Regions from separate parts of the Homo sapiens genome. Here region 1 is linked to region 2. The links are chromatin loops, found by intact Hi-C in ENCODE. Cell type or tissue: sigmoid colon. All regions are shown on one strand. Links, peaks and the distances in the headings refer to the core of each region. The heading gives the core; the rest is flanking DNA.

What was found. Hi-C counts contacts between places; a loop is a spot of excess contacts. Peaks named below come from ENCODE experiments on the same cell type or tissue, not always from the same donor. Only the 100,000 strongest peaks of a DNase experiment are listed, where the experiment ranks them.
Region 1: it touches region 2 in a loop (5-fold over the local background); 16 of 110 quality-filtered maps call a loop at or near these places.

What each region holds. Positions count from the first base shown.
Region 1 is chr3:151,324,627-151,330,018 of GRCh38, forward strand. The region is part of intron 16 of MED12L (mediator complex subunit 12L); the gene reads left to right. P2RY13 (purinergic receptor P2Y13) reads right to left here and starts at 4,923. Exons shown (of 2, transcript NM_176894.3): 1 at 4,855-4,923; 2 at 1,686-4,381. The coding sequence starts at 4,902. The coding sequence ends at 3,365. In sigmoid colon, for the core only: a CTCF peak has its summit at 3,148 (motif pointing left); no DNase peak of the experiment used is centred there; H3K4me3 peaks cover 803 bases; H3K27ac peaks cover 317 bases.
Region 2 is chr3:151,165,155-151,170,546 of GRCh38, forward strand. MED12L (mediator complex subunit 12L) reads left to right here. Exons shown (of 45, transcript NM_001393769.1): 10 at 266-365; 11 at 692-828. Among named protein-coding and RNA genes, the nearest start is that of GPR171, 35 kb to the right of the region's middle. In sigmoid colon, for the core only: a CTCF peak has its summit at 3,315 (motif pointing right); DNase peaks (open chromatin) are centred at 3,327, 4,261 and 5,007; H3K27ac peaks cover 807 bases.

The DNA.
Region 1 (5,392 bases), core at 129-5,128, 160 kb after region 2:
AAATGAAGATAATAAGCATTTCATAGCCTGCCTGGGATTATTAAAGGAGACAGATGTGCTGCTTTGTTGTTTTGATGGTTCTAGCAATGTGTATTTGGAGAATCTCTCCAGCCGATTCCGGTAGCCACTAAAATTTGCAAACTAATATGGCACATGTGTTCTGTATTCATATTTCCTACATTTGGTTTCTATGTAAAATTTCAAATGTTGAGATGTGTTTCTGGGTGCTTCAAATGATTTGTAAATTCTGCACTTTCCTTAGTAGGGCTACTGTCTTCTAAGTATGTTTTTTCTTAAATAATAGATAATACTGACTTTGGGTTTTTTTGCTCTGGATATTCTGTTAATATCTGTGTGAACTTTGATTTGTTAATTTGCTGAAGGAATACAGTTTATGTCGGGGTAAGAGTTAAGTATTTTAGAAAGAATACCTTGGAAAGTTATGAAAGGCAAAAGCTTTTAAATGGATATGGAATGTAAGAAATAATGGGATTAATAAGATTGAATGATTGTTTTATAAGTTATGACATAATGACTTTATCTACCTTTTGGCTTCCATGAATTGAGAATTCTCACTCCTTCTCTGCCTCATCCTTTCCACTTTACAGTTATCTTCCTTGGTTTCTCAAGAATTCTTCCGAGTGTGGGAACTTCACTCCCTTCAACCCCTCTCTTTTCTTGAAGGTTATTGGGAAGATCTTATCCTATTTATTTGTACAAGTAATTACATTTTAACTTTTGACAAAAGCCTTTGTATTCTGAGCTCACATATTCTATCAGTCCAAAGCTATTATTTTCTTTTATTCTTTTTGGTGTATCATTTATGACTATATTGTAGCATCTTGTTTTTTTTAATATTTTAGAACTTAGTATTTGTGATTGCTAGTTTAGGAAGTTCTTCATTTTGTGAAAGTGATTTTAGGAAGTTCTTCATTTTGTGAAAGTGATTTTAAGATCTCTCTACTATGCCTCTTCACCACGTTCTTGATGTAATAGATTATTTTATTCTACAGATCAGGCACTCTGCCTTTGAGTGGAATATTATAATGGAATGAAATATTTGTATTTATGGATGACAGATTTGGTCTTGGAATTTATCTTGAAAGATCTTTCCCAAAAATTGTATACTTTAGGTGTACCCACATTAAGTAGAGATTGAAATTGTCATTAGAGGCAAAATACACAGGTTACCCCACCAGACATACCTGGCTGTTTAACAAGGGTAGCTTGGATGCAGTTATTTACATGATTATAGTCTATTTGTGATTGTGTAATGTACTCAGTAGAGGTAATATGGATTTAGTGGCATCCCTAATAGTAATGATTATTTAATTCTTTTATCAGAGAGAATGAAGATCAGACATCAAGAGTACTTTCTAAAGGTGTTTGTTATATTCACAGTTACAAATTTTACTTAACCATTATCAATAGTGCATAGCTAAAGGATTTTGTCAATAGCTTTAAAACTTTGGATTTGGCTATTCCATGATCCTCCTGTTGTCATGATCATTCACTAGTGACCCCAGGAGCACCACAATTTTCAGGCCCTACATACATGTTATAGGAGAGTGGACAGAGCTTGAGCTTTCATTTCAAGAAATTTATGTTGTCTTTGGATAATAAAAACATCAATGAGAATTGGCTTCCCTTTTGCTTCTCTAATACATAAAATAAACCAAATGGGCTTTATTTTATCAAACATTTATTGATTGCACAATGAAACAATCTCTCCTTTCAGATATATACATCAGTTACTAAAAGAGTAGATACAAAGGTCAGGAAGTAATTACAATGCAATGTGATAAGTTTAATAATATAGGTGTGACAGCATACAGAGGAGGGGGTGATTGGGTTTGAGGTGATGGTGGGATATTGGCCAGGTAATATTTCATGGACCAAGTGATGACAACATAGGGTTTCACAGATGGATAAGAGTCTTCCAAGTGTACCAGGGGGAAATATACATGTGTGGTGCCAAAACAGAGTATGGCATTTTCTGAAAGTTAGAAATTTATACAAGAGTATAAAGTTCAAGAGATGGATAAGTAGCTAGGAGGTAAGGCCAGAAAGGTAGGCAAGTTCTAGGGCCTTTGAGGCCATGGAAGAAAACGTGGGCTTCACCCTACGATGGTCGTGTTGGAGCTCGTGGCACATTTACAGAGCTTAACTACTCCTTTATGTATTTTTTCTAGAAGATGTAGACTCTTATCCATCATTTCAGAAAGCCACATTTTACTTTTTTGAATCACAGAAGGATGCAAGAAAAAATACCAAGGTAAATAAATACAAGCAGGGTCACCATCCTTTGAAAAATCTCTCAATATGGATGTTACTGATTGTGGGTCAGCAATTACGTCTTTGTATGTATCGAGAATAGCAATTCTATTTAAAACATCTGTAGACCATGGACTGTAGGTCGTATTATGGGAGATACCAAGAAAATCTGGCATGTCTGTCTCTCAAGAAGCTTTAACATTTTTAGCGGATGCAGTCAAGAATATAGCTAACTAGAAAAGGGAGATCTGCATTGAGAACCCTATCACACACCCAAACAGTAGAAGTATTTGTTTTTAATGAGGAGGGTGGGGCAGGGGGATAGGGGTTGTGGTCCAGGAAGGCATTGCTGAGTAGGTGCCATGTTTAACCATCATTAGAGTATTTGCTGGACAGAAGGAGAATTCCAAAGAATAGTTAACACAGCATTCTCACACTTGAATTGTACACACTTAAGGTGTAAGCAAAGTGGCTTAATAATGGTGCTTGTGCCTCCTATGGTATATTATTGTAATGTGAAAGAGGCTGTTTGTAATTGTAAGGAGAAAATCCTTTACCCAGGATTTCAGAGGTCTTGCTGACCCACTTCAGTTCCTCAGACTCTTCAAGTCTGCATCCCTTTCAACCCCTGGCTGCAGTTTTCAGCAATGGACTTCAAGAGTTGGGCGTTTTTTTTTTCTTTCAGCACATATCTACATTTAAGGGGCACAAAAGCAGTAGTGTTATGTGAATTGTGGAAAAGAATGTGAGAAGGTGTTTGGAGGGGAGGTTTGTAGGGATATACGTTTCTCCTTAGTCTTTTCCAAAATGTTAAAGTGAAATGCTCTTGAAATTAAAAAAAAAAAAAAAGAAAGAAAGAAATAATGACCTCTAGTGGCCATTTGTATCCTGTTGCATTCTCTTAGTAATGGTTCATTCAGCTTATGAATAGATCTATGTGGATTTAAATTTTATATAATCTTTTCTGTACACGAGGATAATAAAATGTAAGAGAGCATTTGTTCCAATCTTTTTTTCTTGGTTAAATTTGATTTCCACATTATCTACGGAAGTCTCATCAATAAATAGAAGTTAACCCTATGTACAGTTGTCAGCCTAAGGTTATGTTGTCTGTCTGACTGCTATGATTTTCTTGGCTTGATGCTGTGGTCTTTCTCCCTTGCATACATGGTAGCTTTTCTGTGAATTTTTTACATAAGAATATGTATATTAAGGGATCCATACAAATGTTAGTTGCTGCCAAAAAGAGAGTTGTTTCTTTAGCAATAAACAGTTGATTTTGCAGTCTACAGTCAGTCTTATTGTTGGTTTGACTGTGAGTATATGGAACTCTGGCAAAATGAAATGGAGCAAAACACACAAAGAAGACAGCCACGACAACAAATACTTTGCCTTCCAGCTTTTTGTTGTTTTTTCTGTCCTTACTTTTGGACTTTCTATAAGAATCATATACTTTTTTTGCAATAACCACATAAAACACAAGCATTAGGATAAAAACAGTCCAGAAAATAAACTGGCATATGTTATTTACCATTTGATGCCATTTCAGCCCCAGAGGCCCCTTTAAGGAAGCACACTTTTTCACAGACGATGGTGTTGCTTCCTTGTTGCTCAAGATCGTATTTGGCAGGGAGATGAAGAACAAAAAGAACCAGATGAAGATTGAGACCGTTTTTGCAAAAACAGGTTTTTTTAGAAAAATATTTCTCAAAGGTCTGATGATCTTGAGGAATCTGTCAAAGGCTATGAGCCCTAACAGCACGATGCCCACATACATGGTCTCATAAAATATCACCGAAGAAAAACGACACACAAAAGCTCTGAGCTGCCAGGGTGCCAGGTGTGAGTCAGAGAGGATTTTGAAAGGAAGCATGAGTGTCATTATCAAGTCGGCCACCAAAGTGTTTTTGAGGTAGATGATGAAGGTGGAGGAGCTGGGGATGTGAACAAACACCCACAGAGCCAAAGTATTCAGCAGGATGCCGGTCAAGAAAACCACTGTGTAGAGGGCTGGGAATACCAGCTGTACTATCCGAGTGTCTCTGGGGCACCGCTCAGATCTGTTGAAGCCTTGCATCACTGTGGTGTTCATTGCTTCCAGTGTCACCTGTTACCAATAAACATATATACAAACAAAAGAAAACAAAAAGCCCTTCATGATTTTCAAATGCTATTTTTTAAAAACAGACTTTATGTTTATAGCATATTAACATCCTGCATTTATCCAACACTTTCAATAGATGTGTTGAAAAGGAAAATACTGTTTTCTGGCTAGAATTTTTAAAGCATATAATACATTTTTGGTACTTTTAACAGTACCATTACTTTCACATCCTTGTGAAATCCAAATAACAGGTTCTGCCTCATTCACAGGTGCTACTGTTAGCCATAAAACAAAACACTGTTTAAGAGATAATAATACATTATTATTACTAATACATCAGATTGCTGTAAATTATGTAATTTCTTATGCTCATAAACTATGGTTTGTAGAATATTAACTTTAAAGCACCTTTTTTCCCTTAAGCATATTCTTTTATATAAGCAAGCACACTCATAATAACAAAAATTGAAATTCACCTTTGGGAGGATACTCAGTTCTCTCTGTCTTCTTATGGCGGCAGTCATTAGTTCAGCCTACAAATGAGCATGTGAAGCAAATGTTCTGCTTTCTTATAGTGGATTTCCTTCCTTATTTTTACTTATGTAATGTGACCCATTAGAACCTCTTCATATTTAGACCTTTGGGACATTTGCTAATACTCTATTTTAGTTCAAACTTTCATACTGTTAATCTGTGACTTGAATAAAGAAGCTTATTTGCAATTATCTTTAAATTTCTTCATAACTTTCTTGAAGTTTATCTTCTTGATCTGCATGTTCAGTGAACTTTTTGAGTGCCTCTTGTATATAGTGGAAAGTAGAAAGATGAAGAAAATAGTCCCAAATTACAATCAAGTAGGAGAATAAGACTACCTAAAATCAGACAGAATAATCTTCTGTATCCTTGTAAACTGGATTTTCCAGTAATTTGTGTTCAGGAAGACGGTATGTTTATTTTTGTAGGTATTTGACTTAGTCTTCTGGTTTGGGGATCTCTGAGAGTTAACATGATGTT
Region 2 (5,392 bases), core at 300-5,299:
TGGTGTCCTAAAAAAGAAATTTCACTCGTAAAACAAATTTTGCAAGCATTTATTTTTGTGAACATTTATTATTGAAAACTGACATTGAATTGCCCTTTGTAAATTTTAAAAATTCACTTATTGGGCCACAGGCTGCATTTCTTACAATGCAGTCAAGATTGTAGTTCACTATAGGATACTTTACTCACGTGGAAAAACCTGACATGATTTAGACATGCGCTGTGGCATTCCAAGCACAAGTTAATTAGAAGCGATTATCTTTCAGGTTCGGGCAAGGATTTATGAAGTAGAACAACAGATAAAACAAAGAGGCCGTGCAGTGGAAGTTCGGTGGTCATTTGACAAGTGCCAAGAATCCACAGCAGGTACAGAATGCCACAGAGGAACGAGTGCTTTTGAATGTTGGACTTTATGCTGTGTTTTTGCTTCTTATAAACCATTCCACATGAATAAGGCAGCTTTTTGACAGAGCCACTTGGTGAATTTTGAGGACAATCTTCAGTTTATGCCTTTTAGATCCTGGCTGTCTAGAATGTCAAGTTTGGTTTTGTTGATGATTGTTTGATAACATATGCCAAGAATGATAATTAAAAAAAAATTCTTTTGCCTCACATAGAATGGTGATTTTGTACTGTGTTATAACTGTGTTATTTTTGGCCTCATTAACCACTTGTTTAATTTCTGCCTATAGGGGTGACTATTAGTCGGGTTTTGCACACGTTGGAAGTTTTGGATCGTCACTGTTTTGACCGAACTGATTCCAGCAATTCCATGGAGACACTTTATCATAAGATTTTCTGGGCAAACCAAAACAAAGATAACCAAGAGGTAGTTAATTTTTTTTTAATTCTTTTCACCTTTTATTTTCATAGTGTTTTTTTCTTCTTTCTCATTCAGGAAACTCTGGCGAAACCTTTTCTATGAAGTGTAGTATCTTATGAAGACATACACACTTGAAATCATTCTATTGTTGGACTAAGATTACCTACCATTATTAAAATGAAATGTCAGTGGGGCTTATCTACCTAGGAATATTGATATATTGACGGGCAAGATTTTTCTTGGCCCTTTTACCATCACTTTCCAATTTTAGTTTTAGAAGAATATCCTTCATTTAGTGATTGGACTTAATATGGTGGGTTGGCTTTAACTTGGGGGAATGTATGTTAACATTTAGCACAGCAGAGGGCAGTGCATGAATACCCGTGGTCATGATCTTTCAAAAATCCTTAGACAATGTGTTAGGGTTCTACAGAGAAATAGAACCAATAGAAAAAAAGTGTGTGTTAAGTGTATGTATATATATGTGTATGCGTACATATATGTTTATATCTACCTAGAGAGAGAAAGGGGGGGAGAAAAGAGAGGGGTATTTATTTTAAGGAATTGGCTCACATGATTATGGGGCTGGCAAATTTGAGATATTCAGGGCAGGCTGGAGACTCAAGGAAGAACTGATGTGGCGGTCTTGAGTCCATAGGCAGTCTGGAGGCAGAATTCTTTCTTCCTCTGGGGACCTCAGTCTTTTTTTTTTTTTTAAAGACAGAGTCTCACACTGTCACCTGGGCTGGAGTGCAGTGGTGCAATCTCGGCTCACTGCAACCTCTGCCTCCTGGGTTCAAGTGATTTTCCTGCCTCAGCCTCCCGAGTAGCTGGGATTACAGGCACCCACCACTATGCTCAGCTAATTTTTTGTATTTTTAGTAGAGATGGGGTTTCACCATGTTGGCCATGCTGATCTTGAATCCTGATCTCCTGATTCGCCTGCCTCAGCCTCCCAAAGTGCTGGGATTACAGGCCTGAGCCACCGCACCCGGCCGGGACCTTAGTCTTTTAAGACTTTCTATGGGCTAGATTAGGCTCACACACATTATAGAACATAATCTGCTTTACTCAAAGTCTGTTGATTTAAATCTTAATCACATCTTAAAAAAATCTTTTTAGCAACAACTAGACTGGTGTTTGACCAAACAACTGGATACAATAGCTTAGCCAAGTTAATATCTAAAATTGATAATCACAGATAATTTTTATCTCACACATATCTAGCAATAGATTGTTTCATGAATGAATTGCCCCAAAACTAGGATATTCAGTTGTTTTTTTCCTCAGCCTTATTTGGGGAGAAATAAAAAGTTTGTCTTCTTTTCACAATGAAAACTGCCGATGATAATATCCAGCCTGTGCTAGGCACTAGGACTGCAGAGTTAAGTTTTAAGACACCTTCAATACCTTAGTTAGCTGATGGCAAGCATCTTTGATATTTCAACTGGCTTTTGGGAATGCATATGTGGAAAGAAAAGATGAAACAGCAACAACAACCACCATCAAAAACCTTTCCTTCTCTTACCTTTATGTGAGCCTGATACATATTCCAGATTATTATTCTTTTTGGAATAATTTTTGATTGATCACCCTGCTTCTCAAAGATATGGTTCAAGACTAATGGTGCCAGCTAGGATCATTCAGAACGTTGAGAGCAAGGGACTGATTGAGTGTGCTTTTTAAATTCATCGCGAGTTCAGTAGCAATGCCTCCCTACTTCAGTGGAGCATGCTGATATAATCCTCTGCTTACTGAGGCAAGTTAGAGTGCTACGTGCTCTTTTTGGGTGGAAACCTTAAAGTGTGTTTTTAGTAAAGACTTTCTTAGATAAAAGACTTCATGAATACTAAGATTTTTAATACATATAGGTGAGTTATCTGGAAGGAAAGTAGGGATACCCAAAATTCAGGGGGATCTTGGATTGTTTAGCTTCTTGCACTAAGTATTGAGTAAAAGCTACATTGTTTCCTGGTGAGGGTTTTACCAAGATTATCATAACCACCTTAGTTTTGTGGTTAGCCTGACTATATACCTTCAGAGTGTATGCACTGGCTAACTTCAGGATTATTGCCCCATTCACCTGCAGACACTTAAGTTACAGCACTCTCAAGAAAAAAATAGGGGTGTTTTTTCAAAAAAATTCAAGGGCAGAAATTATGTTGCAATCTTTCTGAATGAAATCACACTGTGAGGTTCTTTGTAAATCACAGATATCTCCGGAGTGGGTGCTTGCAATGAGCCATTAGGGTGCAAGAAGGTTATTAGAACTTCTGTTCAGATTATAATTTTCAAAAGCTTCTTTTGTCTCTGGAAATGAATGTAATTATTATGATCGTATAGGTATAGAAGTTATAAATAAGTGTGTGTTGAAAGTTTTTACTAAAAAAACTCTTTGAGCTGAGAGGGTGTGTGGGAAATGTTTGGAAATCACTGCCGGAAGCTTCCCCTACCTGAGTGACTTCTCCAGGATTCAGAGAGGTGCGTGCCACCAGAGGGCGACATGTGCTCAGGACTGAGAGTCCTGGAGGCTCTAGGCACGCACATTTCTGGAAGGGCCATCAGTGTTGCCCCATTTAGCAGTAATTATTTTGAATGTTGACTCAACTTCAGAAAGACTTGATGAAAACTACGTTTTCAACCCATAATTCAGATTGGTCACCTTTTCTTAATAGTCTGGCAAAAAGGATAACAAAATAGATGGATCCTTCTGTAATACTTAACATTAAATTATTATTAGTATTTTTCCAAGACAGTCTCAGTCTGTTGCCCAGGCTAGAGTGCAGTGGTACTGTCTTGGCTCCCTGCAACCTCTGCCTCTCAGGTTCAAACAATTTTCATGCCTCAGCCTCCCCAGTAGCTGGGATTATAGGTACATACTACTGTGTCCAGCTAATTTTTCTATTTGTAGTCAGGCTGGTCTCAAACTCCTTGCCTCAAGTGATCCATCTGCCTTGGACTCTCAAAGTGCTGGGAGGTGTGAGCCAGTGTGCCTGGACTAAATTAATTTTTAAAATATGTCGTTGGTATCTGTATGTATGGTATATGCATCAAGGTATATATGTATATGTAATCAAGTTTTATCTCTCTATTTACTCCTTAACAGGGGTTACTGTTTTCTTTTTCTTTGTTTTTTTTTTTTTTTGTTTTTTTTTTTTTGAGACGGAGTCTCTGTCTGTCTCCCAGGCTGGAGTGCAGTGGCGTGATCTTGGCTCACTGCAACCTCCACTTCCTGGGTTCAAGCAATTCTCCTGCCTCAGCCTTCCAAGTAGCTGGAATTACAGGTGCCCTGCCGTCACGCCCGGTTAATATTTTTATATTTTTAGTATAGATTGGGTTTCACCATGTTGGCCAGGCTGGTCTCTAATTCTTGGCCTCAAGTGATCCACCCGCCTTGGCCTCCTAAAGTGCTGGGATTACAGGCATGAGCCACCGTGCCCAGCCCTGTTTTCTTGACTGCAGAGTCACTTTGCGTATTTCTGGAATTCATGCATGTGCTGCAGCATCATGTTAACTGATCAGCTGGTGATCTTGAGTAAGTTACTCAAGGCTTTGTGCAATAGTGCCCTTCCTGGTTAAGTAGGCATAGAGTACTTGCCCTTTTTTTCTCTAAGGAAACATGAACACTTTGAGAATTATAAGGCACTATACAAATATGTTTTAAAAATTGTTAACAATAATAATATAGCAATTATTAGTATTATACTGGAAGAACTAATGTGATGATGCTGTTCTCTGATAAGGAGTTACGTGTGGTTAGGATTCAGAAATTGGTCTCACTTCTTTAAAATATACTTCCCCTTTTTTGTTTTCATAATTCATTCAGGATTTAGATAGCACGATAGATAAAACATGATCAACTTCTGTAGTTGCAATAGGTTGGAGGTTTGCTGTTACTAGAAGTCGTGTCTAGGTAGGCCTAGGCCCCAGGTTGCATAGCCTGCTTCTTCACATCTGTTGGGAAAACCTGAATTTCACCCTCCTTGATTCCTTAATTCCCTTTTCTCTGGAACTGCGACAGGGAAATGCAGTCCTCTCTACTTCCTTGTAGGGAGGGGAGAACTTCTGTCTAAATGGGAGAAGTTTGTGTGTGTAATCAGTTTCAGTATTGGTGAAAGCCTGTTGAAAACTGCAGTGCATGGGATGAAGGCATCCGAGGCCTGGGCCCTGCCTTGTGGTTGGACTGTGGTCATGAGAGTGGGAGTAGGAGCTGATTCTGTGCCCACATTGGGGTGTGCCAGGCTATGTGGTGTGCCTTCACTGATTCCACATGGAATGCACTATTTCTTTTTTTCTTTTTCTTTTTTTTTTTTTTTTGAGATGGAGTCTTGCTCTGTCACCTAGGCTGGAGTGCAGTGGCGTGATCTTGGCTCACTGTAACCTCTGCCTCCTGAGTTCAAGCCATTCTCTGCCTCAGCCTCCCGAGTAGCTGGGATTAATAGGCGCCTGCCACCATGCCCGGCTAATTTTTCTATTTTTAGTAGAGATGGGGTTTCACCATGTTGGCCAGGCTGTTCTTGAACTCTTGACCTCGTGATCCACCCACCTCAGCCTCCCAAAGTGCTAGAAT